Regions from separate parts of the Homo sapiens genome. Here region 2 is linked to region 1. The links are chromatin contacts, found by Hi-C or POLR2A ChIA-PET in ENCODE. All regions are on one chromosome and are shown on one strand. Each heading gives the region's core, a stretch centred on a gene start or an enhancer-like site at or near the end of the contact. The rest is flanking DNA. Distances are from core to core; before and after follow the strand shown. Region 1 has its middle 23 kb from the start of PGRMC2. Region 2 has its middle 67 kb from the start of PGRMC2.

Region 1 (2,654 bases), core at 83-2,582:
TATTATGGAAAGTTCTCAGCTCAAGACAGGCAATGAATTGGGCCTGAAGTCATACTCTATCCTCTAAACGGGGCAGCAATGCATATTTCCAAGCTCAAGAAAGAAATGACTCCCTCTGGCCTCTCCCCCTTTCTAATTTTCTTCCTGAAATTGTAGACGTCTTATCTTGGTATTTATAGCATATGCCTGATTACAAAAGTAATCTGAAGTGTTGATGAAAAACACAATTTCCTGGGGCCTTTCCAGGCCTATTGAATCAGAATTCTGTGGAATGGCTTGGTTTAAACAGGCACCTTGGGTGATTTTTACAATCCAGGCAGATTTGGAAACAGTTGTTTATTTGAAGGCAATCCATAGCTACCAGCTCACACATGTGCTTAGCACACTTTTGAGGAAAAGTAGCCAGTCGTTCCATCCTCGGGGGATCAATGGTTGTGTAGGCCTTTGTCCTTATTCCATCCTAAATACGGCATGGTCACGGCTATACAAAATGTAGGACGGGGTGGCAGGCCAATGTGGGAAGATAATCTTCTCTGTCAAGGTCATTATACATAATACTGCCACAGCCTTCACTTTGTAATTGGGAATTATATTCCTTATCTAAATTATAATTTGTACATGATGGGTGTGTGTGTGTGTGTGTGTGTGTGTGTGATTTTTTATTATGCTTTTTTTCATGTGATCACTGGGTTTTAAATTCAGTTTACTGAAAAAATGCTCTCTCATCAATCACTGTGGTATTAATTTGAAAGATAAGCAGATTTTATGCAACTCTAGGTCATGGCCAAGATCTGGAGTGATATTCCCTGAAGTAGGCTAGTCCCATAGTTGTGAAATAATGGGGCTTGTTTTGGATGTATGCTTCCTTGCTGGATTCCCCACTCACCCAGATTGATCCAGGCCCTCCTGCTGTCTGCCAGAAGCCCACCCTTTTTACTCACCTCCCTACCCTTCCCAGCAGGGCCCTATTCTCCCAAATCACCCTTCCTTCCCTCATAAGTTCATCTCTTGAGTCAAAAGATAAAATAAGAACAATAAAACATAACCCAACTCTCCTCCTCTAGATTTGATGATCTTAGCTGGTAGAAAGAAAGGGATGGATGAAACAAACTCATGCCGTAGCAGGAATGACTGATGGATCTTACTGCATTAGCAAATGGTCCCAAGGACATTTACATCTTAAGACATGATTGTTAAACTAAAGGAATAAGTCTCAAATACAGTGTATCAGACAGTTTAAAAGGAGAGTGAGGTGAAATGTGGGGCAGAGGGATCTTTAAATCACACAAGGGCCATAGTTCACTGCTCCCCGAGGCCAGCTGTTGCTCTTGGAAATGTGTTGATAATGGCATTTAGCCAAGAAGGCCAGGGAAACATTTGGGTCTGGTTAAAGGGCAAGCCCCGGTCTTTCGCTCTACCCTTCGTCTCTCTCATCTCCAACAGGGCACTGCATGGGTGTGCTCTCTGCACGGTGGGTTGTCATGGGAGCAAAAGGATCATCTGCCAGAGCAGGGGCCACCCCAGCAGAGGGAGCATCTGTCCTGGAGCAGTGCAGGAATGGTGCAAACCCAGAGTCAGGGCCCTTGACTTTTCATTATTGAAGGCTATTGACTTGTGGACTAAGTGGCTGTCAGGTATAGCCCTTTCACGTAGACAGAATCAAGAACCTTTGGCACAGGCTCTTATCACTGTGTGTAAAGGTAAAAAATTGATTAGGCTCAAGTGGAAGAAAACGTGATACTTTATTTTTTCTCAGTTGAAACTTTAGTCTCTGTGTCTTTCTGTGTCAAGAAAATAGTAAAATCCAAATCTAACCAGGCAGGCTTTTCCCCCGCTTGATTAAAGGATTTTTTTTTTTTTTTTTTTTTTTTGAGACAGAGTCTCGCTCTGTCACCCAGGCTGGAGTGCAGTGGCATGATCTCGGCTTACTGCAACCTCTGCCTCCCAGGTTCAAGCGATTCTCCTGCCTCGGCCTCCTTGATTAAAGGATTCTTAATTAAGAAAGGAAAATCTATTATAGAATAAATGCTAAATGAAAATAAAGCAAGCACATTGAACCCTCATTCCTAAGTTAGAAACAAAGCTCAGATATTCATCACAGTGTGTTTAGCCATGTTATGCTGTCGGTGTCCTCGGGTCCCTAGGTATCATGACTGCTTAATGATTTTCAGTGATGGGACAAAACTATAGAGACAAGGCTGGACATAGCTCTCTTCAATTTTATTTTTCATCCCTCCCCCCACCTACTAAATATTTCCCATATTAAATAAAAATCTGAAGTGTTAGTAACATAACTTGATGAGCCTGACTTCCCTCATCTGCAAGGTTTATCAGATGATATCAAAGAAGACTTTGGTCTCAAGATCAATGATTAAATATTCCAAGAGAAGAGATCTATTTTCCTGAGTGCATTTGTATTTCATGTTGCTCTTTGAGTGACTTTCTTGAGTTAGGATATGTGTTTAAATTACTTATTCTTCAAATGAATTGGTGAAGAAGTAAGTATAGATATTTTATTACAAAATAGCTAAAAGTTTATCAGTAATAACTGATACTTCCTGGGTGCCAGGCTCTGTTGTGTGTTTTATATGTACCATATCTAATCGGCACAACAATCTCCTGAGTGGTTGCCATTTTTGTTGCTGTTTTTAGTT
Region 2 (2,654 bases), core at 48-2,547, 44 kb after region 1:
CATCTGCATCAGACTTTGCATGAGCAAGAAATACTTTTATCATGTTAGTCTGCTGAGATTCCAGCTTATTCTGTAACATAGCATTGCTGACTCTGATCAATGCATAGGGGTATTCTCAATTTTATGGGTGACTACTAACGGTATTTAAGTTAAAAATGGATGAAACTAGGCTGGGTGTGGTGGCTCATGCCTGTAATCCCAGCACTTTGGGAGGCCGAGGTGGGTGGATCACAAGGTCAGGAGTTCAAGACCAGCCTGGCCAATATGGCGAAACCCCGTCTGTACTAAAAAATACAAAAATTAGCCAGGCGTAGTGGTGAGCACCTGTAGTCCAAGCTACTTGGGAGGCTGAGGCAGGAGAATCGCTTGATCTCGGGAGGCGGAGGTTGCAGTGAGCCAAGATCGTGCCATTGCACTCCAGCCTGGGCAACAGAGTGAGACTCTGTCTCAAAAAAAAAAAAAAAAAAGGGTGAAACTAATGATGGAATGATACGCATTGAGGTGACTCTTTAGGGATAAAGGAGAACTCTTCTGGTACAGACTTAAGTTACATCATAAAGATACCCTCCTTGAGCCCTAAGGCTGTTTCTTGACATCAGAACTTATCTTTTATGTGCCTGGTCCTGCTCCCATCATGTTTTCAGTTTTTTTCTTTTTTTTCTTACTTACAGAGTGGGGTGATTAATACCCATGTGATGGAATTATTGTGGAGATTAAAAGAGGTGCCATATGTAAAATGTCTAGACCAGCGCCTAGCACATAGCAGGCGCCAGAGCCATCCTGGGAGAGCATCAGAAATGCGATCCCATAATTAACTTTGTAAACTTCTGATGTGATTCACAGATGGGTGTTATTTACATTAGTGACATCTAGTAGTTTTAAAGTTCTTACTTAAAATTTGAACTCTCTAAATTTCAGTGTCATAGGGCTCTGACTACTCTGCCCAAGTTGCTGCACTGATAAGTGTCCAATAAATGTTAGGTATCTATTGTTGTTTTCCTATTGTTCTTCAAAAGGAGGTGAAAGTAACATTGCCATTGTGGGGATTGTTTGTTCTACAGGCTTGGGCTGGGAAGGCCGGATCTCCATGGCCAGGCTGTTAGCTGGGCAGTGGTGTGCAACTGATTGGACTGGTGCCAGTCTGACTGACTCGTTTTAAAGGTCAGAACAACTAGACTGAACCATGGGCATAATAACTATATGTTCTAATCATGCTTATCCTCAAATTGTTTCTTTCTGTAAACAAAAGCAGGAAGAGCATCACATGGGGGTGGAATGGTGCATTTCGAAAGACCTGAGATCAGACCTCCATAGTTCCCAGCTTTGCTGCTGTGTGACAGTGCAGACTTATTTAACCTCTGTGGCTTCATTTCCTCACCTTTGAAATGAGAGCATTAGACTAGAGGATCTTAAGGGTCCTTTCTCTAACCTACCAGAACCTAAACATAGTTGAAGTTCCACATGACTCAGCCTCTGTGAAAGAATGAATTCAAAGGAATGGTCTGGTATCTAAATGGTAATTAGGATTCTTCAAATATTTTTGCAGTCTCTCAGTAAACTGCCAAAGTGGAGTGTGCATTTTTTTTTTTTGGAACGGAGTATTCTTTTTTAAAAAACAGCTTTATTGAGGCGTCATTTACATACCATACAATTCATCCATTTAAAGTATACAATTCGATGTTAGTGTGGGGTATGCATTCTTACTATAGAAAAAGCATCTTAAAATCTACTTTACTGTTATCTTCATTTTCTTCCATATGGATATCAGGTGATCCCCAAAGCTCTTAATCTCCAACTATTATCTCACAAACCCCAAACTCCCTGGCACCTATTCCACATGATTTTCTGGTCTCTCTCCCTCCTTCCTCTTGCTGCCTCTCTCAGCTCTTTAATATATACACAAACGGGGATTTCTCCACTCTTCTGTTTTCCCTCTATTTGCTCATTATTTAGATTCTGAGCAACAAATGAGAGTCCAAGAGCAACCTGAGCAGGTGAGACATTTTCCCTATTAGACATGAAAAAGAGGCATGGATGTGAAGTCCCACACCTAAATATTCTTTTAAATTTCTATTGCCCTATGGGCACACCGTGACTTACTCTTCCACTTGTTCTTCCTCTGGGCAGTTCCAGTCAGCTTTGCCATTGTGCATAACAGGAAGTGGAGTGCTCTTGCAAGGAAGGCCTAGAGTTTCAGGAGACAAACCATTGAGTTAATTTCTAACAGATTAACACAGATTCCACTTGTCTCGTTCATGCTATAAAACTGCAAGCCTACAGTTGCCTTTGTTTTCACTTCTACCTAAGATGAGCAGGGCTCTGATGCTATCTCTGGGATGGCATGGGTGTGTCTGTGCAAGGGCAGGCCTTCCTTGTCTGCCAGAGCAGGCCCCTGCCTGATAAGGCCACGCCAGGCCTCTCAGCTCCCTAGGGAGTCATCCCATGCATTGTGAAAATTTTACCATGACCCAGTTTGTTCCGTGTGTTGTTTTATTGAATTTCATACTGATGAACGTCAATTATTATTAAGTACCTGCTGTGTTCCAAATATGCCCTAAGCATTTTGTGTAATACAAGGGGGTCCTCAGCATCATGTAGTTTTAAAATGGAGATGTATAATGATAATTGACATTATCATATTAGAACTAAATAGA

Evidence for each region. Hi-C counts contacts between places; a loop is a spot of excess contacts on that map. ChIA-PET counts read pairs that join two places held with the same protein, here RNA polymerase II (POLR2A). Pooled maps may share reads with other maps.
Region 2: a loop to region 1 is called in a map of heart right ventricle, with 1.9 times the contacts of the local background. The contact joins two enhancer-like sites. A Hi-C loop is called at or near these places in 8 of 168 maps with a recorded cell type or tissue (Caco-2, MCF 10A, PC-9 and 5 more) and 3 of 50 pooled maps. POLR2A ChIA-PET finds 5 or more read pairs at or near these places in 7 of 52 experiments (A549, AG04449, AG04450 and 4 more).

What each region holds. Positions count from the first base shown.
Region 1 is chr4:128,309,004-128,311,657 of GRCh38, forward strand. No RefSeq gene overlaps it. Among named protein-coding and RNA genes, the nearest start is that of PGRMC2, 23 kb to the left of the region's middle. Within about 2 kb of position 1,333, at least 10 of the 41 ENCODE cell types and tissues checked have a DNase peak (open chromatin) inside an H3K27ac peak, as active enhancers do; they include heart right ventricle, where a contact is called at or near this core.
Region 2 is chr4:128,353,219-128,355,872 of GRCh38, forward strand. No RefSeq gene overlaps it. Among named protein-coding and RNA genes, the nearest start is that of PGRMC2, 67 kb to the left of the region's middle. Within about 2 kb of position 1,298, at least 9 of the 41 ENCODE cell types and tissues checked have a DNase peak (open chromatin) inside an H3K27ac peak, as active enhancers do; they include heart right ventricle, where a contact is called at or near this core.